Linked DNA regions of Homo sapiens: all the other regions are linked to region 1. The links are chromatin loops, found by intact Hi-C in ENCODE. Cell type or tissue: A673. All regions are shown on one strand.

Region 1 (5,000 bases):
CAGGCAAGGCAAACACTGCAATAGAGTAAGGACAAGCTCAGGGCCAGCCAGGCCATAGGCAGAAAATGCCCCATCAACTGCCAGGACTCCAGGGGCCTGGAGAACCCAGAGGAATTTCAGGAGGCCCTGAAGTTAGGCCAGCTGGACAGAGGGCCCTGAGCTTCACCCATCTCCGAAAACAACAATTGTCCTGAGCTGAGTAAAGAGGCTCGTTTTGTCTTTGTGTCCTTGATCTGGGCAGCTCCAGGGCTCCTCACTGGTGCAAGGAAAGGAGGTGATCCTGTCTCGCTAAGAGCTCAGGCTGCAGGCAGAGCTGGCTTCAAGAGTGCACAGCCTGTGCAGCAGTGCAGGGCCCCGTGCTTAGTTGAATTCTCTTCTGTTGTTGCCTTGAAATTCTTCCTAACTTTTGGACGAGGAGCCCTCCATTTTCATTTTGCACAGGGCTCTTTGCCAGTCCTGACTGCAGCTTGCCACCTATTTCAATACGAGGAAATGGGAGAGGGCAATGCTGAAGCCAGGGGTTTCATGCACAGACAGTATGACAGTCTGGCAGGGAGATATTTAGGCTGGTTGGGCGGGGGGCATTTTTGGAGCCCCTTACATCAAGTCACATAGATAAATGCCTACTGCATCCAAGGGCCAGATTAGCCCCACACAGAACATGAAGATAAAGGGCAGAGAAACCCCCAGGAAGCAACCACAAGAAAGAGTGGGGTCCTGATGACAGTGACTTTGGACAAGGTCTATGCCCCTCACCCACCCACCCAGGAAAGTGCAGGTCCCTCTGGCCCTGCAGGCTGCAGGCTGAGGGGCTGAGTCACCTCCAGGTCCCCAGCTTGAGATGGTCCAGGTTCTCAGAGGCTATGAAGAACTCACTGCCCTGCCAAGGTGCCAGGGTTACTGGCAGCCCCAGGCTCCTGGTGTCCTCTTACATCCTATGACATCAATTCAGGCGTCTCAGGTGCCGGCCTGGGTGGCAGAGCAGAGAGCCACCATGTGAGCCAGGCCCACGTCTTTCATCTACTGCCCAGTATTCCTGATACGGCTACTCCTGTGGGTAGGCGAGTTACAGAGACAGCACCCCAACAGCACCCCAACATCTGAGGCCCCCTTCTACGCAGGGTACTAACAAGGCCTCCCAACAGTGCCATGAGGTAGGCATTATTATCATCCCCAATTTACAGAGATTTATGGCCCTGGTACCACAGTGGATACCAGCAGCCAGAGAAAGCCCCAGGCAAAGACACACAGGTTCTGGCAGATGGAAGCCACGAAGTCAGAGGATTGGTGGGACTCAGACAGCACCTACTACACCCGGCACGGAGATGGGCCTGTGGGCAACTGCCTCTTGCACTTGGCAGTGCAGATGGGGAAGCAGAGTTGCTGCATATCAGGCACCTACTGTTTGCATGATCCTAGGCTAAAATCTCTTTATACATGAGGTCTCCGACTCTCATAACCGCCCCATGAGAAAAGTCTTATTAACTGCTCCCATTTCATAGATGAGGGGCTCAAAATGATGTATCTTGCCCACATCACGCCCAGACGGTAAATGGCAGGGCTGAAATTCGAACCCAGGTGGGTCCGACCCCAGGGAACGTACAGAGACAGAGAGAGAGGAGCCCGTGCAAGATGCACCTGGCAGGAGATACTGCTCAGCAAATGAAGGACCTTTCATGTCCTAGGGAGCTGCTGAAGAATTCTGAACCAGTGACACCATCAGGTATGAGGTTTCCAGAGGTCATGCAGGGTATGTGGGGAGAACTGAAGGGGGCTTACAGCAACACTGGAGGCCGGAAGGGCAGTGAGAGGCTTTTGCAATTTGCGGGTGCTTTTCATCAGCCATGGTTACCTTGTGGTCCTGTGCTGTCCCCAAGCGGTAGTTCGGCAGAATTGATTCCTTCACTGAGGACCTTCTTGTTCAGCCTGGAGCACGCATTAGAATCAGCGGGAGGGTTTATTAACACAGAGGTATGGGGTGGGCCCAAGAATGTGCCTTTCTAACGAGTTTCCAGGTGATGCTGATGGTCTGGAGACCACAGTTTGAAAACCACAGGCTTAATTGCTTTCAAGGGGCCACGCAATCAGGCTGCCTCGTGGGGAGAAGGCGGTTACAGAGGATCCTGGCCTCAGAGCTGTGACCTCAGAAGGGAGGCGCCTGAAGCAAGTAGGGAAGGCTTCTGAGGGCATGGGGTCCGAGAACCATTAGGACTCAAAGGAGCCAAATTTCAGGGGAGGCAGGAGCTTGGGGAAACCTGTAAAGTGGCTGCCCCGCTTTCATACGTCATTTCTGCATCTTAAACAATAGAAAGCAGGCTGGGTGCCAGGCGCAGTAGCTCATGCCTGTAATCCCAGCACTTTGGGAGGCCAAGGCAGTGGATCACTTGAGGTCAGGAGTTCGAGACCAGCCTGGCCAACATGGTGAAACCCCGTTTCTACTAAAAATACAAAATTTAGCTGGGCATGGTGGCACGTGCCTGTCATCCCAGCTACTCAGGAGGCTGAAACAGGAGAATCACTTGAGGGAGGCGGAGGTTGCAGTGAGCTGTGATCACGCCACTGTACTCCAGACTGGGTGACAGAGCAAGACTCTATCAGAAAGAATGAGAGAGAGAGAGAGAGAGAGAGAAAGGAAGAAAACAAACAGGCTGGGTTTGGTGGTGCACGCCTGCAATCTTAGCGACTCAGGAGACCAAGCAGGAGGATCGCTTGAGGACATGAGTTCGAAGCTGCAGTGAGCTATGGTCATGCCACTGCACTCTAGCCTGGGTGACAGAGCAAGATGCTGTCTCTAAATAACAATAATAGTAGTAGTAAAAAGCATTTTCTATTAGTGTTCTAAGCACTTTACGTGTCTTAATTCAATCAACTCTACAAGTTTGCGAAGGAATAAATTCTGATATTATCCTCCAGTTAGGGGCTGATTTATGTCCCCCTCCAAATTCATGTATTGGAGTCCTGACCCCAGTCCCTCAGAATGTGACTGTATTGGAAGATAGGGTCTTTGGAGAGGTAATTAAGATGAGGCTGCTAGGATGGGCCCTAATACAATATGACTGGTGTACTTCTAAGAAGAGGAAATTTGGACACAGACACAGACAGAGGGAAGATCCTGTGAGGACACAGGGAGAAGGTGGCCGCCTATCGGCCAAGGAGAAAGGCCTCCAACAAACCAGCCCTGAGACACCTTGAGCTCAGACTCCCAGCCTCCAGAACTGTGAGTAGATACATTTCTGTTGTTTAAGCAGTCCATTCTGTTGTACTGTGTTCTGGCAGCCCTAGCAAACTGATACACCCTCATGTTACAGGTAAGGAAACTGAGGCACACAGGGGTTAAATAATGGGCCCAGTTGCTTCTTGAACTCAAGTAGTCTGAGTAGTAATTAGTTCCCTCCCTGAGGGCTCTATAGATCTGGGGCCGACGTCTGGTTGAGACCCACACCAAACGCCACACAGTAAGAGTTGCTCCCCCAAGCCTAGCATCAGTCATAGCTTATGCTGCAACAAAGACACACAATTCAGTGGGACATAATTTAGGTCCAAGCCATGTTTTGTTTTGTTTTGTTTTGAGTCGGAGTCTCACTCTGTCGCCCAGGCTGGAGTACGATGGCATGATCTTGGCTCACTGCAACCTCCGCCTCCTGGGTTCAAGCAATTCTCCTGCCTCAGCCTTTCAAGTAGCTGGGATTACAGGCGCCTGCCACCAGGCCCGGCTAATTTTTGTATTTTTAATAGAGACGGGGTTTCACCGTATTGGTCAGGCTGGTCATGAAAACCTGACCTCGTTATCTGCCCACCTCAGCCTCCCAAAGTGCTGGGATTACAAGTGTGAGCCACCATGCCTGGCCCCAAGCCAAGGTTTTTTGTGGGTTTTTTCTTTCTTTTCTTTTTGAGACAGGGTCTCACTCTGTTGCCCAGGCTGGAGTGCAGTGGCATGATCTCAGCTCACTGTAGCCTCGATCTCCTGGGCTCAAGCAATCCTCTCACTTCAGCCTCTAGAGTAGCTGGGACTGCAGGCAAGCCACCATCCCTGGCTAATTTTTACATTTTTTGTGGAGTTGGGGTCTTGCCATCTTGCCCAGGCTGGTCTTGAACTCCTGGGCTCACCCAGCACTGGGAACTCCTGCCTCAGCCTTCCAAAGTGCTGGGATTACAGGTGTGAGCCACCATGGCTGGCCTTTTTTTGAGCCAGTAGGCGCTGTGCTGCTCCCAATCGTGAGTGAGTGAGTCTTGCTCTCAGCCCTTCTCCTCTGCTGCCTTTCCCCCGCACCACCACAGAGCAAGAGCTTCTCAATCTCCTTGGACTATGAAGATGGTTAGCCAAACTCATCTTCTCTCCCTATGCGCTTCCTACTTCCATCCCCTCTGCCCCACTGCAGCGCCTGAGAGGGTTTTCTCTGGCCCTCTTCAGCCTCATCCCTCCCCTGCCTAAAGCCTTAAGGATGCAATATTTTTTTTTTTTTAAAGACAGAATCTCGCTTTATGCCCCATGCTGGAGTACAGTGGTGCAATCTCGGCTCACTGCAAACTCCGCCTCCCGGGTTCAAGTGCTTCTTCTGCCTCAGCCTCCCGAGTAGCTGGGATTACAGGCACCGACCACCATGCCCACCTAATTTTTGTATTTTTAGTAGAGACAGGGTTTCACCATGTTGGCCAGGCTGGTCTCAAACTCATGATATCAGGTGATCCACCCACCTCGGCCTCCTAAAGTGCTGGGATTACAGGCGTGAGCCACCGCGCCTGGCCAAGGTTGCAACTTTTAAATGCCCATTGCAGATGTCATGACACACACTCTTCGATACCCCAACACATGTGGTCATCCCACAGAGGCACAATGGACCCCAACAGTTGGCACAGCAAGCAGGGCATGTGGGCAGTGACCGTGATGGCAGGGGTCTCTCTTCCCTCGCTTTGGCTTGTGAACTGGCTCTGCTGCCTGCTGGCGACCTGCCCTCTGCGCCTCTGCCCGCTGATTCGTTTGTGTTTGGAGCTGTGCTGCT
Region 2 (5,000 bases), 88 kb before region 1:
TGTGCTGGCTGCCTGGTATCTGTGGTGGCCCCAAGAACCTTCCAAAGATGCTTTGATAGAAATGAGGGCTGCAGAACCCCCAGAGGCCAGCTGTGGTGAGATTAACTAGAAGGAGGCTCAGGTGAATTTTCTCAGGGAGAAGAGAACTAAGATGCATAATGACTCAGTGTCAATAGCCTTGGAGGAGAACCAGGGAGAAATCTACACTTCCTGCTAGTGTGGAATGTGGGAGCTTGGAGCCATTATACCTTGAACTCCCAAAGCTAAACCACTCCTACTCTGTGACCCGTCCGTTCTTCTCCTAGGTATAGATCCAATAGAAATGCATATATAGGCCGGGCACGGTGGCTCACGCCTGTAATCCCAGCACTTTGAGAGGCCGAGGCAGGCATATCACTTGAGGTCAGGAGTTCGAGACTAGCCTGGCCATCATGGTGAAACCCAGTCTCTACTAAAAATACAAAAATTAGCTGGGCATGGTGGTGGGCACCCATTATCCCAGCTGCTCGGGAGGCTGTGGCAGGAGAATTGCTTGAACCCGGGAGGCAGAGGTTGCAGTGAGCCAAGATTGCACCACTGCAGTCCAGCCTGGGCGACAGAGCAAGACTCCATCTCAAAAAAGAAAAGAAAAAAAAAAAAAGAAATGCACATATATATACACATATACGTATATTCACCAGAAGACTAATACTAGAATGTTGGTAGCTGCACTGTTTTTTGTTTTGTTTTGTTTTTTGTTTTTTTAGACAGAGTCTCCCTCTGTCGCGCAGACTGGAGTGCAGTGGCGTGATCTCTGCTTACTGCGATCTCCGCCTCCAGGGTTCAAGCAATTACTCTGCCTCAGCCTCCTGAGTAGCTGGGACTACAAGCACATGCCACCACACCCAGCTAATTTCTGTATTTTTAGTAGAGACAGGGTTTCACCATATTGGCCAGGCTGGTCTTGAACTCCTGACCTCGTGATCGGCCCACCTCAGCCTCCCAAAGTGCTGGGATTACAGGCATGAGCCACCGCACTCAGCTAGCTACACTGCTTTTAATAGCCAAAAACTTGAAACAATTCCAGTGTCCATCACCAGGAGAAACGATACACAAATCATGGCATATCACACAATGGAATATGATCAAGCAGTAAGCGTGAACAAATGCTTGCTACATGAAACAACATGGATGGACCTCACAGACACAAGCTAAAGAAACCAAATAAAGAAACCAGGTAAGATAAAGAAACCAAATGGGTCATGTTTACATGAAGTACAAAAATGGGCACAAGTTAAACTAAAGCATTAGAAGTCAACATAATGGTAGCCCTTGGGAGGAGAGGGCCTGTGGCAGGAGGAACAAAGGGATACTTCTGTTTCCTGATCTGGGTGCCAGTTACATAGGTAGGTTCAAAATTTATAAAGCTGTACACTCGTGATCCATGTATTTTTATTTATTTATTATTTATTTTTGACACGGAATGGCACAACCTCGGCTCACCGCAACCTCTGCCTCTCGGATTCAATCCATTCTCCTGCCTCAGCCTCCCAAGTAGCTGGGATTACAGGCATGCGCCACCGTGCCTGGCTAATTATTTTTCTATTTAGTAGAGATGGGGTTTTACCATGGGTCAGTCTGTTCTCAAACTCCTGACCTCAGGTGATCCACTCGCCTCCACCTCCCAAAGTGCTGGGATTACAGGCATGAACCACCACACCCAGCCTCGTGATCAGTGTATTATTGTACACAATTATACTTCCAATAAATATGTTTACTAATTTTTTAAATAAGACCTTATTTTGTTCCCATTAGGAAGCCAGATTTAACAGGACACATAAGATATATCCACACCTGTGACTTATTCCTCACACCCACATTACTTAATCCACACACACAACTATTACAAATACAACCCGTAAGTCCAGCTTTCCTTAGGGAACAAACTAAGCACACATTTCTTATTTATTTACTGAACTTGTGTCTTAAAGCATAGTGAAGCTTTTCTTTTTTTAAGCACGTAGCCTGGCATACAAAAGGAAATCATTAAAAGTCTGATAGATGAACAAAAGAATGAACAATTGAACAAAAGTAAATATCTCATCTCGGGGGCCACCAGCCCTCTTTTTTTTTTTTTTTTTTTTTTTTTTTTTTTTTTTTTTTTTGAGGCAGAGTTTCGCTCTTTTTGCCCAGGCTGGAGTGCAATGGCACAATCTCGGCTCACTGCAACCTCCACCTCCCGGGTTCGAGTGATTCTCCTGCCTCTGCCTCCCGAGTAGCTGGGATTACAGGCATGCGCCACCATGCCCGGCTAATTTTGTATTTTTAGTAGAGACGAGGGTTTCCCCATCTTGGTTAGGCTGGCCTCGAACTCCTCAGGTGATCTGCCCGCCTCAGCCTCCCAAAGGGCTGGGATTACAGGCGTGAGCCACCGCGCCCAGCCAACAAGCCCTCTTTATAATGTTAAGAATGAAAAATAAATGATACTGTAGAATATTATAATCTTATTTTATTCACTTATTCAACAGTAATTAAAGGCACTCCCATGATTTTATGTTGTTTGTTTTAATTCAGAAAAGCTCACGGAGAATCCAGGACACACATTTTCTCGGTGCAGCAAGAGGGCTGTGTCCCCATCTGGGCGGCAGATGGCACCAGAGGATGTGGATCAGCCCTTGAGGTTGTCCTTGCTTCCAGAGATCCTGGAAGCCGGGGTACCCCCTACCCTGCCCAGCCACAGTGAGAAGGGGAGCCAGTCCAGCCCTTCCCATGTCTCCATCTGCAGCCTGAAGAACCTCACCAACAACCGCTAGTGCATGACAGTGAGGATGCCGCCAGAGCAAGTGTAGAAAATGCTGCTGTGCAGCTTGACTGAAGGAGAGGCCCAGGAAGGTGGTTCCCGAGGAAGGTGGCTGATGGGAAAGACATGAGCATAGTGAAATGTGGGTAGAAAGGATGAAGTAGAATGATAGGGGACGGAAAGGACGAGGCGACGTCCCTGCACTTGAGGCATGGGAAGCACAGGTGGAGGGTCAGCCTAGGAGAGGCAGAAGCCTTACCTGCCACTGTCTGCAGGGAAGCTCCAAAGGACAGGCATGAAGGCTGGTGAGCTTGTCGATGGGTGAGGAAGTTGCCTCCAGGTGGCTTCTATTTTGTCTATGAAGCAAGAGACCAAATTGCCTATTGACAAATGATGGTGGAGAGGGGTGTCCTCCGGATTTCCACCATTTATCTTGGCTTCTTCAATCCCTTGCTTATTCATTCTGCAAATATTTATTGATAACCTATTATGCTAGGCACTATTTTGGACTCATTGGACGTGCAGAAGTGAACATAGAACTTACATTCGGGGTTGAGGGAAAATAAATAAACACATAAACATCAAAACCAAAAACATCGGGGAAAGAGAAGGACTATGAAGAAACAGGCAGGATGAGAGAGCAGAGAGTGCGGGAGGCTGTGGAAACAAGGTGCTCAAGGAAGTCTTTTGCTCAGGAAGTCTTCCCAAAGAAGTGACATCTGAGTAGAGATCTGAAGGCAGCAGCAAAGAGCCTTGCAAATATCTGGGGTACGGGGGCATTTCAGTTAAGGAGGACAGCCAGGGTAAAGGGAAGGAGAGGGTGGAGAGGAGGTGCGACCCAGGGAGACAGATCACATAGGATGTTGGAAATCACCTTTGATCGTTAGCATGATGGTTGTTACTAAGAACCAGGGAAGTGGCGTGGCTGGATTTATATTTTGAAAGGATCATGCTGCTGCTGTGTAGAGGACAGGCTAAAAGGGACAGTCGTGGAAAAAGGAACCCCACTTAGGAGGCTGTTGCAGCCATACACAGCAGAGATGTGAGGAGCGGTGAAGGAGGCTCAAAGTCATCAGACTCAGGATGTGTTTTGTAGGGAGAGCCAACAAGATTTGCTGATTGCAAATCTGATGATCAGATGTGGAATATGAAAGAAAAAGGAGTTGATGATGGCCCAGGTGTTTGCCCTGGGCCAAATGGTGGTACCACTTACTCAAATGTGGAAGACCAAGGGTAGATTAGATTTAGGAAGAAGCAGAATTTCTGCTTTAAATATGTTAAGTCCCTGGAAAGATTCTGCAGGCAGTGTTGTTATTTGCTTTGCTTCGGCCAGCAGGTGTGGCTCTGTTTTTTTCCAGCAGCAACTGATGGTGGCCCAGCCGTAGCTGTAGACTGAATGCTGATTGGAATTGTGTCAATTGGCTTTAACAAAACAGGGGGTAAGAGAGTTGAGGGTATTAGAAAGAGACCCAGTGAAATGACAGACCAAATGTAAAACTCCAGTCCTGGAACCAATTTTAATTAGTTTGAACTGATCAGAAGTGACAGAAGCCTAACCCAAACTAATTTGAGCAAAAGAGGAGGAACCAATGGCTCAAGTAACAGAAAGCACACCCAAGTAGCTCATAGAAGAGAAGAAAGAGCTTCAAGGCATAATAAAGTGGCCACATGACCTTGAACTGGGGATGAAAGACAGCTGTGTAACCCCATGTGCCCCATGTATGGGAGTGGGATGGTAGCAGATCTAAGACAAAAGGGAGTAGCTGGGACTACAGTGAAATGGAGAGGGAATACCCAATCCAACGCATTGAAATTGCACAAACACAGAGTTTGCAGAAATAAAATGTGCCTAACACTTTGCATTCTCTGAGAGAGATCCAGGCTTTGAACGTTCTGGCAAAATCGGTGTTAAACAATCACCGCTAGAATCATGGGAAGTGAGAAGACTTTTGTACCTACCAGTCTCAAGCTGAACAGTATGAAACAGGGCAGTGAACGACCCCCTTTTTTAATATTAAATACATAACACAAGATTAGATGTCCTGGCTGCCACCTTAGTAGAGCAACAACTCTGCCTGCGTGTTGATGGCTTGATTGTCCTACACAAATAAGGAGTCTCAACAAACAGCCCAGCCAGTCATTATAAAGAATACAGCCTTCTGTAACTCTACCATTAAGTTTGGCAGACCACTAATTAGACAGGCAATTCTCAAGAACTGAA
Region 3 (5,000 bases), 610 kb before region 1:
AATTTCGGAGAAAACGAGATGAAAGGGAAGACAGGAGGGCCTGGGGGAACACCAGGAGGGTCCCGGGTCAAGGTGGCCCTGGGACATCCGAAGGGCTGCCACTGATGTCATGGAAAAGCCCCTCACCCCACACCTTAAGGTTGCCTGTCACATTCGGCTCCTGAATCTACAATAGCCATCAAGGAAATCCACTTCCCAAGGCCGACTGTCAGGGCATTCTAGCACCTGGGTCTTTGCCTGTGTGGATTAGGGAAATGGAAGGAGTTCCCATACCGGAGCTTGCCTAAGCTGTCTCCTAGGCAAAGACTTACTGTGAGGCCATGGGGCCCCAGAGCTGGAGGAGGCTGACAGGGAGCTTGTTTCGCCCCTCACACACCCTCCACCACCCTGCTGCAGCTTCCCTAAAAGTGGCTAATGTTCCTCTGATAAAATGTTCAACTCTGATGCCACATTGCTCCTTATATTAAAAAAAAAAGGCAAAACACAGCTGAAGTGATCTCTAGAAGCACATCCAGTCATCTCTAGAAGCCTGCAAAGAGGCCTCACTGACCTTTCCTTGCTTGTAGACATCGCCTCGTCTTTGTCCCAGGGTGGCTATGAGCATCTGGACCCCCTCACCCCACTCTCTCTGCCTCCTGAGCACAGTGAACTCAGACTGACTTTCTCCAAAGAGATCCAAGCATGAAGCAAATATTCATTAGTCTCCTAAATAGGGCCATACTCCACATCATTCCTTTTTTAAGGAGAAATCTTAAATAAGATTAATGGCATAATAGATCATTTCAGGTGAGTCAAATAAAAAAAATAAAAGCACAGCATTCTTGAGAAAGAGATTAGTTTTCATAGGCAGAAGCTTAAAGGCAAAACAAAATCCCAACCCACAAACCCTAAAGTAGCATTTTATTATAGCACCAACTTAGAGAAAGGCAAGCCCAGTGATGACTGGGTATCCTCGCAAGTCTACCCTGAACTTGGGACCCATCCCCAGGTGTGGGAGTAAAGAAATCATTGCATGATTTTCAATCTGGGATCGAGCCTTGATAAGAAACCAGCAGTCCTGACCACAGAAGTGGCCCCCCACGTACCTTGGCTCTCTCTGGAGTGTGCCTCTGGAGCCTCGAGCTGCACAGTCCCCCAGCACACCCTCTTGGCAGCCAGGTCCGCCCAGCTATATAGGAGCTGCCGGGGGAGGTGGCATTCCTGCAGGTCTCCAAATAAGGCAGCCCTTCCCTCCCCGGCAGACCAATCAGGGCTTCCTGGACCACTCCTTCATCCTGAGAAGGATGGACCTTCTCATCACACTTTACTAAGGAAACCACGTGAAAATCTTGATGAAGTTCAGCAAGGCTTCAGAGGTGCCTTTTAGAATTGGAATGAGATGTGTTAGAAGGAAAATGCTTTTCCCATCAATATCTATGACAGATGTGGCTTCAACAAGCCTCGCTGGACATGCATAGTGTCCTGTACCTAAAGGCCGGCCTTGGACAGCAAAGCAGTCTTTGCTGACAGCCTCTGTGGGGAGGTTCAGCTCAAAAAGAGGGCAAGCGTTCACCTGGACCACCACGCCCTGAGGATGGGACCAACAGGGTGTGTGTGTGGTGGTGGGGGGGGGGGGCGCCGGGGGGCGGTTACACTTTCATCGGGTAGTGGGAAAACAGAACTGGTAGGTATGGGGTGGAAGACACGTGAGAAGACTTCCTGGCATGTTGGGCGAGGAATGCTTGAAGGACTGAATTAGCCCAAAGGCCAATAAGTTAAAGATCTGCGGGAACCCCGGGAGCAGAGACACATTGACACGCAGCCAGTCCCCTGGACAGGTGGTGCGGGCTGAGGGCGAGTTCTGCAGAGTGCCTTCTCCTCTACATGGTGTCCGAGCGCTGCGCAGAAGGGGCTGGAGGTGCATTCCTGGGCTTTCCAAAGCAAGAGACTCATTGGTATTGGGTGACCATTTTGGGCCTTATACAGAAGGGACTTGCTCAGGTGTCCCTGTTACAGTTAGTACTGCAAGGCAAAGTCAAAAGTGAATATGGGAGCAAGTATGGGGCCAGATTTTCCTGTAAACAGAATGCGATTTTTATGCTGAATGTGACCCCGTCAGTGTTCACGGTGGATTTGCGTCAGAGCAATTTTGCAAACCAAATTAAACGGTTGTTATCGAGAAGGACAGCAGATAGCGCCAGAGAGCTGACAAAGACCGCAGCCGGTCGGTGGGAAACCCGGGCTTCTGGGCTCTGGGTGGATTTGGGGCCTCCGGTTGGGCCTTTCTTTCTCCTCTGACTTTAACATTTGTTTCACTTCCCCACTTTTTTTTTTTTAAGAACTTTTCTATTTCCTTTCTAGAACCACAGACTTTTTGTGCTTCTGAATACACACAAAACAGAAACACAGTAGTGTAATCTTAGTACAGACTGTTTGCAAAATGGAGATGAAAAAATCAAAATCTCCTAATAGTTCAGTACCCAGAGACAAATGTCAGGACAATTTTGTTTCACATATAGATACTTAGGGCCACAGTGTTTAGAGCTAGAAAGGACTCAGAATTCTGTGGTCCAGCTCCTTTGCATGGTGAGCTCACAGGCCCAGATAGGCTCAAGGTCACCCAGCCAGGCCGGCAGTGCAGCCTCGGCAGGCTCGTTGTCCCATTGTGAACTCTGTGCACTATCCCCCTGCCTGTTCCCACTAGACACAATCATCTCCAACCCCCTCCACCCCTCTTCTTCCTATTCCCTTTCTAAGCAGGACTTTACCCAGAGAATGGTGGGAGGTTGGTTTAGAGCTGACGTGGCAGCAGATTCCTCTTGTTAGTGAACAAAAGGCTGTTTACAAAGGCACAGAGGAATGGGGAAGACTGAAATTGCTACAGAAGCAGGGAGGAGCTCTGGAAGCTGCAAACAAGGCAAGAAAACAATAAGCAGATGTGGAGAATGTGGAGCCGACCCAATGCTGCCTCGCATCCTCCCTCCCTGCCTGTAAAGATCGACAAACAGACCAAGGAATTAGTGTGAGAACATTCATTTCTTCAAAAGAACTGAGAGACCAGGGCCAAGTGAATTACACTATGTTACATAAAGTGGATTATATTATATAGTCTGGGAAATAGAACTGTGTGTAGATCATCTTTGAGAAAGCAGGAAGAATGAGATGGAGACCACAGATCTGGGTGTTCTATGATGCAGGGGTCTATGACATAGTTCTCTAGATCGCGTAAATAATAGAAAATTATGCCAGTTTCTAAAAACGCAACAGGGAATGGCTGAATTCTAGAATGCATGAATGGGTCATTATTTGATCAATTTCCAGCTTTGATTAGACCTTGGACCAGTTTGAGAGCATTTATAGGTGAATACAGTGATCGTTTGGATATAACCTAGCAGGCCAAATTAACTATACCAGGGAGATTACTGTTTGGCAAGATTACCAACCATATTTGTGCCAGGAAAAGAAGAACACAAGAAGGATAAGCCAGGTTCCATTGCTGGCCCATGGCCTAATGGTAGAGAAATCGCTGAAATGTGATTTGGAAAATAATACTTATTTAGCTGTGTAGCTACCTAAACAGCTGTTACAGTCTGAATGCTTGTGTCCCTCAACAACTCATATGTTGAAATTCTCACCCCCGAGGTAATGGTAATGGAGGTGGATCTTTGGGAGGTGATTAGGTCATATGGGTGAAGCCCTTATGATTGGGATTAGTGCCCTTATAATAGAGGCCTGAGAGTACTCCCTTGTCCCTTCTGCCATGTGGGCACACAGTGAAAGATGGCCATCTATGAACCACAAAGTGGGTTCTCACCAGACACCCAATCTGCTGGCACCTTGATCTTGGACTTGCCAGCCTCCAGAACAGTGAGAAATAAATGTGTGGTGTTTATAAGCCACCCAGTTTATGATATTTTATTATAGCAACCTGAATGGACTAAGACAATAGACATACTTAATTTTTTCTTTTTATTCAAGTCTGAGATCCACACAAAGGTGCACATATTTGCAATGTCCAGCATTATGGTTTTTTTTTTTTTTTAGATGGAGTCTCACTCTGTCACCCAGGCTGGAGTGCGGTGGCGCCATCTCGGCTCACTGCAACCCCCGGCTTCCAGGTTCAAGCGATTCTCCTGCCTCAGCCTCCCGAGTAGCTGAGACCACAGGCATGGGCTACCACACTCGGCCAATTTTTTGTATTTTTAGTAGAGATGGGGTTTCACCGTGTTAGCCAGGATGGTCTGGATCTCCTGATCTCGTGATCCACCCGCCTCGGCCTCCCAAAGTGCTGGGATTACAGGCATGAGCCACCACACCCGGCCCAGCATTATGTATTTTTACAAACCAAATACACCATTGTAACCTGCACCTAGATTAGGAAACTGAGCATGACAGCACACTCCAAGCTCCTCATGGCCTCTTCACGCCACAATTCCCTCCCCTATGCTGACCACTTTTCTGAGTCCCATGCCATAGATTAGTTTTGCCTGGTTTTGTATTTCATATACATAGAATTATATAGAATATAATCTTCTGTGTCTGTGTTTTGCTCGAATTACGTATTTGAGGTTCACCCACATTGTGTGTAGTTATAGATCATTCATTCCATTGTAAGAATATTCCACAACCTACTTATCCATTTCCCTGTTGATGGACATTTGGGCGGTTTCTCATTTGGGATCTTATGAATAGTGTTGTCATGAATATTCCTGCATGTTCTTCTTGGTGCCCATATTTCTGTTGAATATATACTCAGGAGTAGATTTGCTGGGTCATAGAATATGCCTATTTTTCAGCTTTTACTATTTTAGAATTTGGACTATGGCTTTTTTAAAATCTTAAATTCACCCTCCTTTACGGTTTGCCCACTCTTCTGCTCCCAAACCCAGCCGCGAGTCTCCATGTGGTTCCTTTGCCACTTGGCACAGAGCCTATTACTGTAGTCACCGGAGCCTCCCATTCACACATTCTGCTGAGCTCATAGAAGTTGAAGGACTGTGTTTCATTCACATGTGTTTGCC
Region 4 (5,000 bases), 500 kb before region 1:
GACCTCCAGCGGAAGCCAAGAGCCCCTTATGTTAATGGGAGGAGGAAATGGGCCAGGGCCAGAGGCTGCCAGCCTTCCACACAGGCCCAGGGAGGTGTGCTTTGAGACCAGCCTTTCTTCCCTCTGTTGTGGCCTGAGAAGTGTTGGGGGAGGAGGGTGCCAACTGGTGGAGGGAATTTCTCAGCTGCTAGGGATGGCTGGGCTACTTCCTGCCAAGGTCCTTTCTTCTTCTCTATTTCCCCAGCTATAGGGGACCCCACCACTGACTTCATTCTTCAAACTTTCTTTGAACAGGGATGCGCTTTGTAAGCCCTGCAGAACAACAGTAGTCCCGGTAGTTCTTGCAGTCAGGAGACCTGCACCTGCCCCAGGTGTCGGACTTTGAGGTTCCTAACTGGCGTTTCCCCCAGGGTGCGAGGGGCCCATCAGCCCAGAGCACATCTGGCCAGAGCTTGCCCTCTTCCTTCTGCCCCTGCTCTGGGTGCCTGGGATGCTAGAATTCCCAGCCCCAAAGCCTTAAGCATGCTTTCCAGGACCTGCCATGGCTGCCTCCCAGGGCCTGTCCTCCCAAGGGGCCAGCACTATCCTTGTGCACAGCCCTCGGCCCGAGGGGGCCCAAGGGTCAGCGTTCTTGTGGAGGGTGTGGATAGAGCTGGGATGTGCAAATTGGGGTATCTTTTGTGCGGTGCCCCTCAGAGGTTGGATGAGGGAAGTGGGCAGCTGGGGGCTTCTCCCCGGGCTGCCGTGTCCTGGTGTGGAATTCTGAGAGTCCAGCAGCCTTGCAGGGCTTCATGAGGGTGTATTTGTTAATGGAGGAGGATAGACATGTTTTATTTAATAGTCTGTTAGGTGTGTTTATCATTGTAATTATCTAGATATGTGGTAACTGCTCACTGATCATCTCGCCCTGTGCCCTGTCCATGTCAGGAGGGGCCCTGCCTGCAACCTCCTCACCAGGCTAGACTGTGATGGTTCCAGGCATGATTTTGAATGTGTTTCTTCACCTTAGAGCCTGCAATATGGTGATAGGGAATCCTTTCTTAGAAGAACAAACCTGCATGATGAGCTCGGTAAGTGATAGTTTGGTCAACCTTCCTAGCTCCTCCATCACTCCCTTGTACAGCACCTTTGTTGGAGGGCCAGGAATACAGACTTGTGTGTGTGTGTGTACGTGTGTGTGTGCATGTGTGTGTGCACATGCATGTGTGTGTGTATGCATGCATGTATGAGTGTGAACAGTTTCCCCCACTTTCGCCTAGGAACCCATTGTGTGTGCTCACATGGTGATAAGCCCTTGTGAAATCTCTAGAAATCCTCATCCAGCCTCAGGCTTAGATTCCAACTTGCCGGAGGACCCTGACCAAACCACAGTACAGTAAGCATCATGACAATTGCCACATCACCCCTATCTCCACCCTGTCACCAGCCTCCCCACCTCCACTGCCCCTACCTCAGACATTGCCACCACCCTCACCACTGTCATGACAAATTCCACATCATTAACAAAGAACTATTTGGGCATCTACTTTGTGCCAGACACTGTTCTAAGCACTTGGGGTACTCCACTGAACAAAATAGACGATGCCCCTGTAGAGCTTAGATTTTAGGGGGAAAGTGGGGAGACACAATAAGCCATAATAAATAAGGAAATTAAAATGTTAGAACTTGTTAAATGCTATGGAAAGAAGTAGAGAATGGTAAGAAGGATGGGGAGGTGAGGCCAGTGGGCAGGCTGCAGTTTCATACAGGTTGGTCAGGGACATTTGAATCAAAACGTGAAGGAGGTGAGAGAGGTGGCTGTGCTAGTCCACACCATTTACTGAGTGCTTTTTGCACACTCACAGTTTTTTTTTTTTTTCCCTCTCAGTCCCACAGGCTGCAACCTCCACCTCCCAGATTCAAGCGATTCTTGTGCCTCAGCCTCCCGAGTGGCTGGGATTACAAGCTCGCACCATATCCGGCTAATTTTTGTATTTTTAGTATTTTAGTAGAGATGGGGTTTCTCCGTGTTGGCCAGGCGCCTCTTAACTCCTGACCTCAAGTAATCCGCCCGCCTCTGCCTCCCACAGTGCTGGGATTACAGGCGCGAGCCACCTCACCCGGCGATACACCCACAGTTTTATGAAGAGGCCTCTGAAATAGACTGAAATGGCAAAGACTAAACTCCTTCAAGAGCGTTTTAACTCAGGCTCTAATCCGGTTAACATTTCATGGTGCTACTGAGAAGCATCGCCAGGTTTCTTTTACAATGCTGCCCCCTAGTGTTGAGTAAAAGCAGTGCAGGGTCAACACATTCCAAAGTGGTCAGGAATTCAAGATCCCACCGTGGGTGAGAATTACCCACCCACTCCCAGACAGTAGCACAGTAAATGTTCCAAAACACGGAAAAAAAAAATCATGACACAAACATGTTTTAAGTTAAAAAATCGGCCAAGGCCAAAAGTAAAAGGTACGGGACCAATCTGAGAATCTCACAATTGGCAAAAATATAAAATTGTATTTTATTAATCAGATTAATATTTTATGTGGATTAGTGATATTTATATATTTTAACCAAATAGAGTTTATAGTTTGGATGCAAGGAAAATTATCATCATGGTCACATTAAGAAAACCCAGAAAGGGCTGCTCTGCTGATGGAGTAGTCATTCTTTTATTCCTTTACTTCCCAATAAACTTGCTTTCATTTAAAAAAGCGAAAAGAATGAAAACCAAAAAGAACTGCCCTGTAGGCCGGGTGCAGTGGCTCATGCCTGTAATTCGAGCACTTTGGGAGGCCGAGGTGGGCGGATTACTTGAGGCCAGGAGTTTGAGACCAGTCTGGCCAACATGGTGAAACCCCATCTCTACTAAAAAGACAAAAATTAGCTGGGCATGGTGGCATGTGCCTGTAGTCCCAGCTACTCGAGAGGCTGAGGTGGGAGAATCGCTTGTACCCGGGAGGTGGAGGTTGCAGTGAGCCGAGATCGTGCCATTGCACTCCAGCCTGGGAGACAAGAGCAAAACTCCATCTCAAGAAAACTAAAACAAAAACAAACAAACAAAACAAAACAAAACAAACCCTATACTGTTAATGAGAATGGAAGGAATTATCACTTACTGCACATTTGCTGTGTGTCAAGTACTGTGTTGGTGCCTTCCATTCATTCCTTCTCAATTAAACTTTACAGTGTTCTAGAAGGGACGTATTATCACATTTTACCTGAAGCTCAAAGAGATTATGAATATCTTATGGTTGGTAGATGGGTACTGAAGCTCTAATTAACTAAATGTTATCTAGTCCCAAACCTAAAGTTCTCGTAAAACAGGTGTGATGAGCCTGCACAACACAGCAAGACCCCATATTTACAAAAATTTAGAAACATTAGCCAGGCAAGGTGGCGTGTTCCTGTAGTCCCAGCTATTCAGGAGACTGAAGGGGGAGGATCACATGAGGCCATGCACCACTGCACTCCAGCCTGTGCAACAGAGCAAGAACCTGTCTGAAAAAACAAGAAAAACAAATAGGTGTGATGGATTCTTCCTTAACCAGATAGAAAGTATGTCTTTTAAACCAAGAACCAACCTGCTACCCAATGTGGAGCTGGACACATCCTTAGTGGTATAAAATACATCCATCTCCACCCAGACATGAGCATCGCGTTTAATGGGAAAACATTAGAAGCATCTTCATATAAGTTTGGGATGAGAAAAGCCATCCACTACCACTGTACTGTTTAATATTCTAAAGGTCGATGCAATTAACCAAAAAAGAATGATTTTAGGAGTTTAAAAATTAGAAAAGAGGAGGAAAATCATCAACATCTGAGATGGTGTTACAATTGTGTACCCAGAAAATCCAAGAAAATAAAATGAAAAAATATTACACATAGCAAGGTAATCAGTAAAGTGGCAAGTACAAAATTAACATATGGAACAAAATAGCTTTCAAATAGCAACTAGTTAGAAGATACAGTGGAAGAAGAGGCCCCATTTACCATACCGGTAAAAAAGATGGAAGATATAGGCTTACATTTAATGTGAAAAGCGATTTGCCTAAGACTTCAAAAATGCTTCTGAGAAGTCAGAGACTTGGACAAAGGGAAAGGCAGACCCTGTTCTTGGATGGGAAAACTCAATACCATCAAAATCTCCCCAAGTTAATTTAAAAATTTAGGGTGACTAACAAAAAAATCAATAGAAACTTGATTTGGAGGAGCTAGATTCATTGCTTTTAAAGTTTCCATGGAAAAAATAAACATTCAGGAATAGCTTCGTGGTGACTACAATTAACGTCTTGTATATTTAAAAACTGCTAAGAGAGTAAGCTTCAAATGTTATCACCACAAAAATGAGAAATATGTGAAGTGATGGATATGTTGATTAGCTTGATTTAATCGTTTCAGTGTATACGTACATCAAAGCATCACATTGTACCTCATGAATATGTACAATTATTATTTGTTATTTAAAAAAAGAATAACTAGGAAACCTCTAGGGAGAATAATGAAGGACAGAACAATGCTACCAAATATTAGAATATGTTACAAAATTATAATGATTTAAACAGATTAGACAGATCGATGGAAGGTATTTGCAAAAGAAAGTTAAGGAATCAGACCCAATGCACATGGAATTTTACTACATAATAGAGGTGGAGTTTTAAATCAATAGGGGAAAAATAAGGATCATTGAAATCCGGGGATTTGGAGAATTGAGAGGCCACTTGGAAAAATGTGGAATTAGAGCTATACCTTTTATATTACACTAAAATTAATCCTGGATGGGTCAGACTTAATCTAAAAAGGAGTCTAAAAAGGGAACTCATAAAAGTGATAGAAGCAAGAGAGAATTCTTTTATAACCTCAGAGGCACAAAGGCCTTTCAAAGTATGATACAAAGCCCAGAAGCCATAAAAAATGATGGATTGGTTCCAAGCACCAGAGATAAGTGAGAAGCAAAAAGGACAAATAAAGATGTGTGCAAAATAAGAGGATGGCCCCGTTAACATGATTTTCAGTA
Region 5 (5,000 bases), 480 kb before region 1:
TGAATTTACTAAAATATATGTTTATAATGGACCTCATTTTATGCCAATGTACACAAAGTAGACTTCAATTTGTATCACAGCTGGGTTTAGGAGAAGCTGCATAAAAACTGAACTTTTATAAATTTAATGCCTTCTCCCCATTGATTTACATTACAATGTCAGATGCTTTGATTTCCTTTTTGAAGCTTTTTAGTAAAAGGTGAAAAGAGTGACACATTAGCAACAAAAATCTCTTTAAATGGCTAATGATCCATCAGAAGCTTTTCAATTGCTTTAGGTTCACTTTTAATGGAATCCTTTTCTAATATGTGTATTTATAGCTCCTATTCTCAAGACCCAGTCATCAAACCCTTCCACGTGTGAATAATTATCCATCTAATTACAATCACGTAATCCTGTTATCAGCCAGACTTGTTCTCATGTTATCGTTGATAAAGTGCCCATGAAGGTGATGTGAGGAGCCAAGCTCTTTGTGTCCTTCTGTGTGCCCAGGAGATGGGCAGAAAAATATGCAATTTCTCATGTTTTCAGTTTATGTTTTACCATGAGTTTGAAGGAATCTTCCTTGTGAAGCCTCAGTCTTTGCAATGATGGTTTACATTCTGAGCATCCTGTGGAAGGAACAGACTGTTCCAGCACCAGGAGGGGATCCGTCCAACCCGGGCAGAAGGATGGTGAATAAGGAATGTCAAGGAGCAGATTCCTACCCTTGAAGGAAGATTCACTTGAAAGTAATTTACTAAGGGGTAGGCCTCAGGAAAACCCAGGGAGTGAGGAATTGGGACTGGGAAGGGAAGGAGGCCAGGCGAGAGTGCAGAGTGGAGCTGCAGTGTGGCTCCTGCTTCCCCAACCACCTGTCATGATGAAGATCTGCCCTCGGGGGCTGTGATGGTTACTTTTATGTGCCAACTTGGCTGGGTCGCAGGTTGTCTGGATGTTTAGTCAAACATTCTGAGTGTTTCTGTGATAGGGTGTTTTTAGATGAGATTAACATTTAAATCAGTAAGGCTGATTGACCTCTGCAATGTGGGTGGGCCTTGTCCAATCCGCTCAAGGCCTGAATAGAACAATAATGTGGAACGTCCTCCAATTAAGAGGGAATTTCTCCTTCCCGACTACCTTCAAGTTGGGACATCAACTTGCTTCTTGCCTTTGGACTTGGACTGAAACATTGGCTCTTGAGCCTGGCAGCTTTAGGACTGGAACCAACCATGGGATCTCCTGGCTTGCCAATGCAGATCTTGGGACTTGTCAGCCTTCATGATCATGAGGCAATCCCTTATAATAAATCGATTTCTCTCTCTCATATATATATATGTACACACACATATATATGTATACACACACATGCATACATACATATACGTATATATACACACACGCATATGTATACATGTATATATGTAATCCCATAAGTTCTGTTTCTCTGGGGAACTCTAATATAGGTAAATACGTCCCCTGATCCCTGGCACTTCCAGGCTGCTGCATGTGGTCCAGGGAGGCTCCAGCAGCCTGGGACAGCCCTGCAACAGAGAAGCAAGAAGATGCTGGCTGTCTCCCCACAGAGAAGGCACGCAGAGGACAGGGGCACAGGAAGAAGGAGGGGCACCGAGGGAATGTGTGGAGGCACGGGTCTGCTACACACGTAGTAACTCACTAACCTTACACCAAATCAGGACGCAGATACTACAGTTATCCCCGTTTCATAGATGAGGAACCCGAGCATGAGGAGAGTCAGCAAGCCGTGGAGCTAACTCAGATCTTGACCGCTGCTTTGGAGGAAAGTTGTGAAATATCCTGCTGGGCTAGAGGTAAAGGGAGGAATAAGCAGTCATCAACACCCCTACGAGGCTGAGTTAATTCAAGGAGTCGAGCAAAAGAGGCAAGGGGAGGGGTAGCTGACAGCTGGGGGCAGAGGAGAAATGCTTGGACAGGGGATGCCGGGGAGAGCGGAGGACTCTGTCGCGCTGACCAGGGCATTCCCCAGCGTGGACTGCAGAAGGACTGCAGCAGAGACGATCTCTGCAGACAGGTCCTTTTCCTCACTGCCCTCAAACACCCAGCGTGGGCTGCTGCCCGCCGGGCCTAGGCTGGAACCAACCACAGGCTTCTCCGAGGACGCGAGGGTCTCAGCCGGCGGCGTTCCCGGCGTGGCCGCGAGAGGGCGCGCCAGCCTCGGGCACCGCCGGGGTCGCGTCCTCCGCGGGAAGCCTGGCAGCCGCGCGTCCACTCCAGGCTGCCTTGGGGAGGGGGTGCCCCGGGGCATTTCCTCAGAGCCCTCCAGCTCCGCCTCACTTTAGAGCACCGCCGCCCCTTTCTGCCCCCTTTCCCAGGTGGCAGCGTATGGGCGCGATTTAGACGGTATGGGACGTTGCCCTGCCCGCCACCCCCTGCCCTCATAGCCTAGTGCAAAGTCTGAAAAAGAAACTGGCCTTGGTGGGTCCTGAAAGATTGCAAATCTGGATAAGTAAACAAAATCTGAAGGCAGCCTCTTAAGTTTAAACCTGGGCCTTGCTTCTGTTTGCTTTGGCTTGAAAACGTTTGGGGGTGGGGCTAGGCGTCAAGATGGAGTGACTGTACCAGCATACCACATTAAAGGGACTGTGCGGTTCCTCCACACAACGGGAGGGTCCTTCCGCACGGAATACAACACCCCCACTATCGAAAGCAAGCCCCTCTTGAGGGCCACCTCCTCCAGGAAGCCCCCGCCCGCAGGAGGACCCTCTGAATGTTGGCATTACTGGCCTGCCCACTGGTCCCTCTGCCCATCCCAGGAGCAACGCCCTGGGAATGCCCCTGGCAGGGGCCAGTTCCTGTCTGTACCCGAGACCCTGAGCTCTTGCAAATTAGAGATGGTTATTCTTTCCCTACTAGGAATTGTAGGCTGGAGTCTACATAGAGTAAGAGAAGAAGGCCAATCACCGACCTGGAATTCCTAGCACCCCTTTGACCCGGCCTTCAGGTCAGAGCTGGCTGCGGGTAGATGGGCCATGGGGGAGATGGGCTTGAAACAATAATGCATAGGCCGTGGGGAAAAGGGAGAGAGAAATTAATGTCCCTTCCAGGTACTCTCCTGGACTGTAGAATGAATGTCTACAGAAGAGTATATGGTCTTATGGGGAAACTGAAGTCCAGAAAGGAGAATATTCCCAGCCAGGATCACACAAGCAATCAAACACCATTCAGATACAGTTAAATCGACTGGACCAACAATCCAAAGGTTTCCGTCCTGGAAGCTGTGTTGCTTTGGGCAACTTGTTTACACCACGGAGGCCTTCATTTCTGAATGTGTGAAACGGTGAAGTTCTGCGGTGTGCAGTGTAAAATGGGGCGGGTGTGTGTGTGCAAAAGCAACAACCCAGGTGTGCAGACCTGCCTCTGCCAGAGTGACCCTTCCCCTAACAGCATCTAACCCAAGAATGGGAGAATTGCTTGCTATGGAGAAATCTAAATATCACACATCAAACCCATAGGAAACATTAGAAAATATATAGTCATCTGCCTTGAAGGGCAGATACGTGAACTTTTTAACCCAGAGCAGTTGCTACCCAGCTAGCTTTGAAATTTACTGCTTTTGGTCAAAATATGCTCTTCAGCTAGTGCTTTCTTCTAGCTGGTTGTCTTCCTGCCTGCCCTGTGTCATAAAAAATGGGGGGCCCTTACTGCTTTATCAAGGGGAAGTCAAGACTGGGACTTCTAGTCCACAAGAAGAGAGGCACCACTGCTGCCTTCGCACAGGTTAACTTGGAAGACAAAGGAGCTTTGGCTAAGCTGGTGGAAACTATCAGGACCAATTACAGCGACAGATACGATGAGATCTGCTGTCACTGGGGAGGTAATGTCCTGGGTCCCAAGTCTGTGGCTCGCATCACCAAGCTAAAAAAGGCGAAGGCTAAAGAACTTGCGACTAAACTGGGTTAAATGTACGCTGTTGAGTTTTCTGTACATAAAAATAATTAAAATAATAGAAATTTTCCTTAAAAAAAGAAAATATATGGTCATCTCAATAAATCCTGAGCATAATCAATTACAACTCAGTCATCATTACTGAGAGGAAACTCATTGTAAACCAGGAGCAGAGGACCACTGCCTAGGACCATCAATGTACTTATACTGACTATTATAACAGCATTCTACTATAATCACAGTGAATGCCATTCCTGACATTTAAACAATAAAGGCATTGCTTTAGTCCCTTCGGGCTGCGATAATGAAATACCATCAACTGGGTAGCTTGTAAACAACAGAAATTTATTTCTTTCAGTTCTGAAGCCTGCAAAGTCCAAGATCAAGGCACTGGCAGATTCGGTGTCTGACAAGGAAGTCTCCTCCTTCCCCATGGATGGTACCTTCTTGCTGTGTCCTCTCATGTGGCAGGGGATAGCCGGCTCTCTGGGGTCTCTTTTATAAGAGCACTTATCCCAATCATGAGGGCTCCTCATGACCTAAGTATCTCCCAAAGGCCCCATCTCCTAATACTATCACCTTGGGGGTTAGGATTTCAACATTTAGATCACAGCAGGCATTCTCACTAAAACAAAAACCAGAAGGCAGAGTACTCTTTTAATTTGAAAATTTGGGAGTTCTGGTCATTTTAATAAGAAATGTTAGGAATAATATTTTTTAACACTTGGAAAAGAAGAGGATTTTTTAAAAAACACTGTCATTATTTGAAGATGTTATAATTTAACACAAGAAACGAAAAAAATCAATTGCAAATGCCGTGTTAAAAATGAGATTGTAAATTAGGTGGTTGGATACAAAAGCAATATCTTAGAAAAGTGTTTTTCTATGTGCCAACAATTATAACCTGGAAAGTAGAAAGGAAAATCTTCATTTGTAACAATAACAAAGTATGAAAAGCCTAAGCAAAAATGTAACCAAAAATGAGTAGGAACTCCAATTCTTTTTTAATGAAAAGTTTCACTGAGAAACTAGCTTGAAAAAAAAAACTTTAATAAGTACAACATCAAATTATGGTCCTGGTTAGGAAACCGCAA

What was found. Hi-C counts contacts between places; a loop is a spot of excess contacts. Peaks named below come from ENCODE experiments on the same cell type or tissue, not always from the same donor. Only the 100,000 strongest peaks of a DNase experiment are listed, where the experiment ranks them.
Region 2: a loop joins it to region 1, with 7 times the contacts of the local background. A loop is called at or near these places in 10 of 110 quality-filtered maps.
Region 3: it touches region 1 in a loop (9-fold over the local background); 15 of 110 quality-filtered maps call a loop at or near these places.
Region 4: a loop joins it to region 1, with 8 times the contacts of the local background. A loop is called at or near these places in 68 of 110 quality-filtered maps.
Region 5: a loop joins it to region 1, with 9 times the contacts of the local background. A loop is called at or near these places in 68 of 110 quality-filtered maps.

The regions. Positions count from the first base shown.
Region 1 is chr20:4,105,686-4,110,685 of GRCh38, reverse strand. No RefSeq gene overlaps it. Among named protein-coding and RNA genes, the nearest start is that of SMOX, 41 kb to the left of the region's middle. RefSeq lists enhancers at 1-389, 723-1,274, 1,275-1,827. In A673, a CTCF peak has its summit at 1,891; a DNase peak (open chromatin) is centred at 1,865; H3K27ac peaks cover 883 bases.
Region 2 is chr20:4,193,417-4,198,416 of GRCh38, reverse strand. LINC01433 (long intergenic non-protein coding RNA 1433) reads right to left here. Exons shown (of 3, transcript NR_033917.1): 2 at 3,039-3,135; 3 at 2,464-2,891. Among named protein-coding and RNA genes, the nearest start is that of LINC01433, 2.8 kb to the right of the region's middle. RefSeq lists a silencer at 3,000-3,181. In A673, a CTCF peak has its summit at 2,607 (motif pointing right); a DNase peak (open chromatin) is centred at 2,626.
Region 3 is chr20:4,718,055-4,723,054 of GRCh38, reverse strand. It overlaps PRND (prion like protein doppel), which reads right to left and starts at 1,146. Exons shown (of 2, transcript NM_012409.4): 1 at 1,086-1,146. RefSeq lists an enhancer at 2,224-2,443. In A673, a CTCF peak has its summit at 2,163; a DNase peak (open chromatin) is centred at 2,194; H3K27ac peaks cover 750 bases.
Region 4 is chr20:4,604,683-4,609,682 of GRCh38, reverse strand. No RefSeq gene overlaps it. Among named protein-coding and RNA genes, the nearest start is that of PRNP, 79 kb to the left of the region's middle. In A673, a CTCF peak has its summit at 2,284 (motif pointing left); a DNase peak (open chromatin) is centred at 2,212.
Region 5 is chr20:4,589,914-4,594,913 of GRCh38, reverse strand. It overlaps the pseudogene RPL7AP12. Among named protein-coding and RNA genes, the nearest start is that of PRNP, 94 kb to the left of the region's middle. RefSeq lists a silencer at 2,052-2,201. In A673, a CTCF peak has its summit at 2,136 (motif pointing right); DNase peaks (open chromatin) are centred at 2,213 and 2,433; H3K4me3 peaks cover 355 bases; H3K27ac peaks cover 1,946 bases.